Regions from separate parts of the Homo sapiens genome. Here region 2 is linked to region 1. Evidence: chromatin contacts called from ENCODE Hi-C or POLR2A ChIA-PET data. All regions are on one chromosome and are shown on one strand. The core of a region is the stretch at or near the end of the contact, and the rest is flanking DNA. Distances in the headings are between cores, read along the strand shown. Region 1 holds the start of ZNF888 (zinc finger protein 888). Region 2 holds the start of ZNF845 (zinc finger protein 845).

The links. A loop is a pair of places that touch in the nucleus more often than their neighbours do. ChIA-PET counts read pairs that join two places held with the same protein, here RNA polymerase II (POLR2A). Pooled maps may share reads with other maps.
Region 2: a pooled map shows a loop between it and region 1 (10-fold over the local background). The contact joins the promoter of ZNF845 here to the promoter of ZNF888 in region 1. A Hi-C loop is called at or near these places in 8 of 50 pooled maps. POLR2A ChIA-PET finds 5 or more read pairs at or near these places in 2 of 52 experiments (GM12878 and K562).

Annotation. Positions count from the first base shown.
Region 1 is chr19:52,920,954-52,925,464 of GRCh38, reverse strand. ZNF888 (zinc finger protein 888) reads left to right here and starts at 2,037. Exons shown (of 5, transcript NM_001393938.1): 1 at 2,037-2,096. It overlaps ZNF888-AS1 (ZNF888 antisense RNA 1), which reads right to left and starts at 2,116. Exons shown (of 2, transcript NR_186336.1): 1 at 2,001-2,116; 2 at 1,386-1,792. RefSeq lists enhancers at 1,655-1,824, 2,105-2,154, 1,644-2,375, 2,376-3,109 and a silencer at 1,915-1,964.
Region 2 is chr19:53,332,499-53,337,009 of GRCh38, reverse strand. It overlaps ZNF845 (zinc finger protein 845), which reads right to left and starts at 3,261. Exons shown (of 4, transcript NM_138374.3): 1 at 3,218-3,261. RefSeq lists enhancers at 2,773-2,862, 3,133-3,182, 3,281-4,145 and a silencer at 3,253-3,472.

The DNA.
Region 1 (4,511 bases), core at 788-3,287:
CTGACCAAAAAGGTCAAACTCCGTCTCTACTAAAAATACAAAAATTAGCCCAGCATGGTAGCAGACGCCTGTAGTTCCAGCTATTCAGGAGGATGAGACAGGAGAATTGCTTGAACCCAGGAGGTGGAGGCTGCAGTAAGCTGAGATCTTGCCACTGCACTCTAGCCTGGGCAACAGAGTGAGACTCTTGTCTCCAAAAAAAAGAAAGAAAAAAGACAAAAGAAAACATGTACTTAATGGGTTGTATAGAACAGTGAAGTTTCTCTCTCTGTTTTCAACCTCTCAACTGTTTGCCTCTATTTCCCATTACATTCAGGTCTAAGGCTCTTTATTAATAAAATGGTTGTTATTTCCTTCTCTGTTATCATAGTGAAGATGATTTTTCATCTGGGGAAGATTTTTTAGTTTTCAATTGTATTTTCTCAACATTTAAAAAGTGAAGTAAAGAGTATTTCTTGGGCCCGGCACGGTGACTCACGCCTGTAATCCCAGCACTTCGGAAGGCCGAGGCAGGCGGATCACTTGAAGTCAGGAGTTTGAGACCAGCCTGGCCAACATGGTGAAACCCTGTCTCTACCAAAAGAACAAAAATTAGCCGGGCATGATGGCACGTGCCTGTAATACCAGCTACTATGCAGGCTGAGTCAGAAGAATTGCTTCAACCCAGAAGGCAGAGGCTGCAGTGAGCCGAGATCTTGCCAATGCACTCCAGCCTGGGTGACAGAGAAATACTCTGTCTCAAAAAAAAAAAAGAAAAAGAAAAAAAAGTAAATAAAAAAAAGAAACTAATAGATGTCATCCACAATTGTGCTGGGACAACTAACTGGATATCCACATGGAAAAGAATAAAGTTGGATCCCTATCTCACACAATGAAAATTTTATTTTAAAAATTAAAAAAAAAAGAGATGAGGAAGGGATCCCTGCGGCAGGGGGTGTTACTTTGTCACTCAGGCTGGCTTGGACCTCCGGGCTCAATGATCCTCCCGCCACTGCTTCCTGAGTAGCTGGACCTCAGGCTCCCGCCCCCACTTCCACATTTCTGCTGTGTTTAAGTAGCAGGTGGTGACCTCACTCCTCCCTGGCCTGAACACTCCCTCCGGCATCCCAGGCGGTGGCCCTAGGGAAGTCTCTGAAGCTGAGCACAGGGTGGACTCTCCCTCCGAAGCAAATGGAGAATAGAAAGGGAGAGATTTCTATTCTGTTCTGTGTACCATCAGCATGAGATCGTACTTTCTGCCTAGGCAGGGCTTTGCATTTCACGTTCTAGTTTGCATCCCTGTTCCAGACAATTCCAGGGCTTTTGAATCATGCCTCAGCCTTCCTGGCCACTCTTGCCTCCGGTGTAGCAGGACGAGCCACAGACAAAACCTCTCAGACACCGAGTTGTAGAAGGAAGGGCTTTATTCAGCTGGGAGCATCGGCAAGCTGCCTTAAAATCCGAGCTCCCCGGGTGCACAATTTCTGTCCCTTTTAAGGGCTCACAACACTAAAGATTTCACATAAAAGGGTCGTGATTGAGCAATCTAGGGGATACGTAACAGGGACTACAGTCCCAGATATATACACAGGGGTTTCGTGCACTGGTAGAGAGAAACAGAACAGGGCAGGGAGTTTCATAATGTTCTTCTATACAATGTCTGGAATCTATGAAAAACATTGGTTTCTAAGTTATGAGTTGATTTTTAACTATTGGGTTTAGGCCAGGCAGGCCCAGGCCTGGTTTTGGGCGTGGCGCAGGGCTGCCTGTCTTCGGTTTTACTTCCTTGTTGTTTTTTTTCTTAAAACAGGTACTGAGTATAAAACAATATAAAACAATATGAGAGGGTCTGTCTCTTCCCTCACCAAAACCCGAAAAACAGCGGCTAGGTACGCGGCTGAGAGAAGCACAGATCCGCCCCCGCCCCGCGTCTGCCGGTTCTACAGGGCAGGTCTCTCCGCCTGGCGCCCCGCCCCTACCTCGCCCAGGCCCCGCCCCTACCTCGCCCAGGCCCCGCCCACCTCGTTGGCTCCACGGAGGCCTGGCTTCTGTCCTGTGCTTGTAGATTCGCCCGGACCAGGAAGCGGATCGCGTGGACTGGAAGTCACACTGCGGCGGTGAGTTTTGCTCTGTGTTGTATTGAGGCTGTGCCTCCAGGTCCCCGGCAATTCTGTACCTGGGATGTGGGGTCTCCACAGACCTGGAAATTCTCGCCCTTCTTCCTTCAACAAGAGCAAATGGAGACATTCCCCTAGGAGTCCGGAAGTCACTTCCTTTTGGGTTTAAAGTCGCCCTGAGGCTGCCCTGTCCTCGGTCTTTTTGCTATAGGGCAATGTATACAGTTTGTATCGCGTAGTTTTCCCGTTCACAACCGTTTGTTGACTCCTCCCACCCCGCGCTTTTTAAAGTCCTCACCCGAGAGGTGGATCCCTGCTCTGGCGCTTCCCAGCCTCACCCTCGTCGGCCCCTGGAGCCCAGCGCTGACACCACAGTCCCAGGGAGGCCGCGTTCTCTGCCCGGTGGTGGGATCCTGCGGACCCCACCCTTGTCCGAAGGCGTCATCTCCCCCCCACCTCCCTCCTCATGCCGGGCCCTGTTGCTCCCCAAGTCTCCCCTCCGCAGTCACCGCTTTCCCTGAGCCCGCGTTGGGGAGGTACCCGGGGCCTGTCCTGTGACACGGGGTGTTCTTGCCTGCCCAGCTCCAGCCCCTGGAAAATGCGCTTCTCTGGGATGCAGGCGTCTTACTCCAAACCCTCCTGTGATTGTGTGGGCCAAAGGGATCAGGAGACAGAGAGAGGGAATCAGAGAGCAGTAGAAAACCTGAGACAGATAAAAGAAGAAGGAGAAAGACCCATAACAGATGGCAAAGTAGGGGATGGTCAGGGATTTGCCAAGAGACAGCAAAAGTGAAAAAACAAAAGATAACAAAGCAGGAGGAGAAAAGCAACTGGAGAAATGTAGAGAAAAGCTGGATGTACAGAGAGATGAAGGACAGACAGCAAGGTAGGGAGAGGGGCAGCAAACAGAAAGGCTCATGAGAATGAGGGAGAGGAGGAGGGATTTGGAGCCAGGGCAGACAGAGCAGAGTGGTGCTGGTGGCAAGGAGAACAGAGGGAGAACCACAGCAGGGAGGACACCTGGGAAATCTGGGGTGCCAGAGAGTGGGGCCAGGGGGGTATAACGGGGAAGAGAGAATTTAACAGGGAGAGCTCAGGAGAGATGGGAGAAGAGGTGGAAATCTATGGACATTGAGAACAATCTAAAGATTGGGGAAAAGGAGCAACAAGAGGTTAAATAAGCTGTGGATGGAGTCCAGCTAATTTTTGTATTTTTAGTAGAGACAGGATTTCACCATGTTGGCCAGGCTGGTCTCAAACTCCTGACTTCAGGTGATCCACCTGCCTCGACCTCCCAAAGTGCTGGGAATACAGGTGTGAGCCATCACACCTGGCCACCTATGTATTCTTGAATGAAAAAAGTTACTTCTGTCTTAGTTCAACAGCTGACTCTCTTTCCCTGTTTTCTTTTCTTTCTTTCTTTCTTTCTTTTCTTTTATGAGATGCAGTTTTGCTCTTGTTGCCCAGGCTGAAGTGCAATGGCACGATCTTGGCTCACTGCAATCGCCACCTCCCTGGTTCAAGTGATTCTCCTGCCTCAGCCTTGCTGAGTAGCTGGGATTACAGCCATTCGCCACCATGCCTGGATAATTTTTGTATTTTCAGTAGAAACGGGGTTCCTCCATGTAGGTCAGGCTGGTCTACAATTGCTGAACTCAGGTGATCCACCTACCTCGGCCTCCCTATTTTCAAGGTCAATAGCTGTGTGTTTACACTTTTGCATTTTGTAAATGTTACTGTAATTTTCTTGTAAGGAAAAATTAAATGTTAGGAATTAATGGCATCAGAACCTTGCAAAAGAAGTTTCTTTAGCCCAGGTATGTGAAAGATGCTTCTCTAATTTTCAAGGATGGGGTGATAAAGACCAACCCTTCCCATTAGCCCTTCCAGGCCCCCATGTAAGAATTCAGGCACATCTTCTTACTCATCTCAGACCTTCTCAGGGTAACTCGGTGAAAATGTTTTCACTGTGAGGACATCACAGCTAAATCTAAAGTAAGTCATGTCATTCCCTGGCAGGGAACCCTCCACTGGCTTCCTGTGTTCCCCAGGACAAAAGCCCATCTCCTCACTGTGGCTCCACAGCCCTGTGTCCAGGGCCCCTGCCAGTGTCCAGCCTCCTCCTGGGAGCTTGCCCCCATCTCATGAATCCCTCTGCCCCAGTCACATTTGCTTTTCTCTTTTCCCAGATATCAAAATACTTCCTGTCTCAGGTCATTGTCCTGCTCTTATCCTATGTCCCTAAATGGTGACAGCCCTGTCCCTTTCTCCTCCTTCAGATCTAGGCTCAGAGATATCTCCCATGTCCTCCCACTGCCATCTGAAGTTCCCTCTGCCCATCAGTCTCTATCACGTTACTCAGGTTTATTATCTCTGCATCAACCACATCAGAAATGAAGATTTTTTTTTTTTTTT
Region 2 (4,511 bases), core at 2,012-4,511, 410 kb before region 1:
CCAGAGGTGCCTTGAGGGAAACATGCACTTAATAGCTCACAGCTCAAGATTTTAACAAATGACAACAAAACTGAAAAACAGGCTAACTCGTTAAACTACATTTTGATGTTAAAGGTTTCCAATAAATAATAAAGACTAGAAAGCATGCAGACCTCGATCTGAACTGGACGCAACTAATTTCAAACAGAAACTATTTGGAAATTGTTTTTTAAAAAATCGAACAAATTCAGATGTCAATGGGAAAATAACTGAACAATGTGAGCTGGTTATAGGATGCTGCAAATGCATCTTTCAGAAGTGATTATGTATTAAAAAAGAAATATTTAAAACTAAGATTTATCTCAAAGTAAAACTGCAAAAAAAAAAAAAAAAAAAAGAAAGAAAGAAAGGAAGGAAGAGGAACCAGAAAGAAAAAAAAGAAAATATGTTACACAACGAGAACAAAAGCACTTTTGATGTGCCTTTTGCTTTCATTTTTTGGTGGTGGTGTTTGTTTTTTTGAGATGAAGCCTCGCTCTGCCCCCCAGGCTGCAGTGCAGTGGTACCATTTCGGTTCACTGCAACCTCTACCTCCCAAGTTCATGTGATTCTCATGCCTCAGGCTCCCGAGCAGCTGGAACTACAGATGCATGCCACCATGCCCAGCTTACTTTTTTAGTATTTTTACTAGACACAGGGTTTCACCATGTTGGCCAGAATGATCTCAAACTACTGACCTTAGGTGATTGGCTCCCAAAGTGCTGGGATTACAGGCATGAGCCACCACGCCCAGCTTTGATGTTCCTTTTTTTTTTTTTTTTGAGATGGAGTCTCGCTCTCGCCCAGGATGGAATGCAGTGGCGCAATCTTGGCTCACTGCAACCTCCGCCTCCTGGGTTCAAGTGATTCTCCTGCCTCAGCCTCCTAAGTAGCTGGAATTAGAGGTGCATGCCACCATGCCCAACTAATTTTTGAATTTTTAGGAGCAATGGGATTTCACCATGTTGGTCACGCTGGTCTTGAATTCCTGACCTTGTGATCCTTGTGATCCACCTGCCTCCGCCTCCCAAAGTGCTGGGATTACAGGCATGAGCCACTACGCCCTGATGTCCCTTTTAAAAAGTACTATGGGCCAGGCGTGGTGGCTCATGCCTGTAATCCCAGCATTTGGGGGGCCAAGGCGGGTGGATCATCTGAGGTTGGGAGTTTGAGACCAGCCTGACCAACATGGAGAAACCCCGTCTCTACTAAAAACACAAAATTAGCTGGATGCAGTGGCTCATGCCTGTAATCCCAGCTACTTGGGAGGCTGAGGCAGTAGAATCAGTCTGAACCTGGGAAGCGGAAATTGCAGCGAGCCGAGATTGTGCCATTGCACTCCATCCTGGACAAGAGTGAGATTCCATCTCAAAAAAACAAAAACAAAAACAAAAACAAAAAACAAAAAACGACTATGTAGGCCAGGCACGGTGGCTCCTCTCTGTAATTCCACCTGTAATCCCAGTAATTTGGGAGGCCAAGGCAGGACGATCCTTTGAGGCCAGAATTGAGACCAGCCTGGGAAACAGTGAAACCCCATTTCTACAAAAAAAAAATACAAAACCTAGCCGGACTTGGTGGCTCACGCCTGTGGTCCCAGCTACTCAGGAGGCTGAGGTAAGAGGATCGCTTGAGCCTAGGAGGTCGAGGCTGCAGTTAGAGGAGATCACACCACTGCACCCCAGCCTGGGCGACAGAGCCAGACCCTGTCTCAAACTATAAATTAATTAATTAAATTAAAATTATTACATAATAACAGAAAGTGATTTTTTTCTCCCACTTCACTGCCCCATTTCCTACCTCACCATGGGAAGAGGGAAGAGAGGCTCTCACAATTGAATTAAGTCACTACCCTCTGGCTGAATAGGGATTCCAAGTGGAAGCTGACCTCTAATGCCAAGATTTACAGAATGTATGTGTCTTATAGATAGGAATTTTAAAATTCTCAATATCATCTGTATAATTTAAACAAGTTCTAAGTTATTAGATTATATAAACAGAAGTCAACATATCACAACTAATCATATCCAATGAACTCACCCACTCATCTGAACCCAAAGTCCCCCACCCCTTTTAATCTTTTGAGACAGGCTCTGCTCTGTTGACCAGGCTGGAGTGCAGTGGCATGATCTCTGCTCACTGCAGCCTGGACCTCCTGGGCTCAAGTGATCCTCCTGCCTCAGCCTCCAGAGCAGCTGGGATTACAGGTGTGCACCATCACGCCCAGTTAAATTTTTTTTTTTTTTGACAGAGATGGGGGGGGGGGTCTCACTATTTTGCCCAGGCCGGTCTTGAACTCCTGGACTCAAGCAATCCCTCTGCCCCAGTCTCCTAAAGTGCTAGGATTACAGGCGTGAGCCACTGCGCCCAGCCCCCCTTTCTTCATTACTGTGCTTCCCTCCCTAATTCTGTACATATCTCTCATTCTCCCCTTCTCTCTCTAGCTCTTGTTTTCTTTTTCCCTGGGATCTGCTCCTCCTGCTGTTTTTTGTTTTGTTTTGTTTTTTTCATTTTTGCTCTCTCTTGGCAAATCCCTCACTCATCCTCTACTTTGCCATCTGTTATGGTCTTTCTCATTCTTCTTTTCTCTGTCTCAGGTTTTCTACTGCTCTCTCTCTCAGTCTCCTGATCCCTTTGGCCAACACAATCACAGGAGGGCTTTGGAGTAAGACGCCTGCATCCCGGAGGAGCGCATTTTCCAGGGGCTGGTGCAGGGCAGGCAAGAACACCCGGTGTCATAGGACAGCCCCGGGCACCTCCCCAACGCGGGCTCAGGGTAAGCGGTGACTGCGGTGGGGAGACCTGGGGAGCATAAGGGCCTGGAACGAGGAGGGAGGTGGGGGGCGACGGCGCCTTAAGACAAGACTGGGAGGCGCCAAGGGCGGGAATCCGCCTCGCGGTAAGGACTTTAAAAAGTGCGGGTCGGGAGGAGTCAGAAAAAGGTTTTGAGCAGGGAAACTACGCGATGGGAAGTGTATACATTGCCCTATAGCAGAAAGATTCGGGAAGGGACCATCCTCAGGGCGACTTTAAACCCAAAAGGAAGCGACCCCTGGACTCTGACGAGGACGTCTAAATTTGCTCTAGGTGAAGGAACACGGGTGAGAATTTCCAGGTCTATGGGGACCCCACGTCCCAGGTACAGAAGCGCCGGGGACTTGGGAAGCGCAGACTTAACACAACACAGAGCAAAACTCACCGCTGCGGTGGGACCATCACTCCATGCGATCCGCTTCCGGGTTTGCGCGAATCTGCGCGCGCAGGACAGAAGCCAGGCCTGGGCGGGACCCGCGGGGAGGTAGGCGGGGCCTGAGCGAGGTAGGGGCGGGGCGCGAAGCGGAGAGACCTTCCCCTTTAGAATTGGCAGAAGGCGGGGCCGGGGTGGGACCCGTGCGTCTCTCAACCTCGCTCCCAGCGCCTCTTGTTTTCGAGCTTTGGAGGCGAGACCGGACAGGAAGGCTGAGGCATGATTCAAAAGCCCTGGAATTGTCTGAAACGGGGATGCAAACTAGAATGTGAAATGCAAAGCCCTGCCTGGGTGGAACATACGATTTCATGCTGACGGCCCACAGAACAGAATAGAAATCCTCTCCCTTTCTATTCTCCATTCACTGGGAAAGGAGAGTCCACCCTGTCCTCAGCTTCAGAGATTTCCCTAGGGCCTCCCCCTGGGATGCGGGACGGAGTGCTCAGGCCAGGGAGGAGTGAGGTCACCACCTACTGCTTAAACACAGCAGAGATGCGGGCGCGGGGCGAAAGCCTGAGGTCCCAGCTACTCAGGAAGCAGTGGCAGGAGGATCGCTGAGCCGGGGGGGGGGTCCAAGTTAGCCTGGGCGACAAAGTAACACCTCCTCCGGCAGCGCTCCCTTCCTCGTCTCTCTCTCTCTCCTTTTTTAAAATTTCTTTAAATAAAATTTTTGATTTTGTGAGTTAGGGATCCAACATTATTCATTTTCACGTGGATATCCAGTTAGTTGTCCCAGCACATTTGTGGAAGAGATCTATTACTTTCATTTTTATATTTAGATTTTTCTTTTCTTTTCTTTTCTTTTTTGAGACAGAGTATTTCTCTGTCACCCAGGCTGGAGTGCAGTGGCGAGATCTCGGCTCACTGCAACCTTCACCTCCCGGGTTAAAGTAGTTCTCTTGCCTCAGCCTGCCAACTAGCTGGGATTACAGACGCGCGCCACCAAGCCTGGCTAATAGTTTTGTATTTTTAGTAGAGACTGGGTTTCACAACGTTGGCCAGGCTGGATTCGAACTCCTGACGTCAAGTGATCCACCTGCTTCGGACTCCCAAAGTGTTGGGATTACAGGCGTTAGCCACCGCGTCTGGCCAGGAAAACTCTTAGAAGTTGCGCCTGCATACCACTGGACTCAGCTTGCATGACCACATTCCTTTCAAGGCTCAGAATTATTTAAAGATCCATACATTTACATTGGAATTATTTGATGTTTGAAATATTTAATTTCCTACCGAGATACGGGTACTG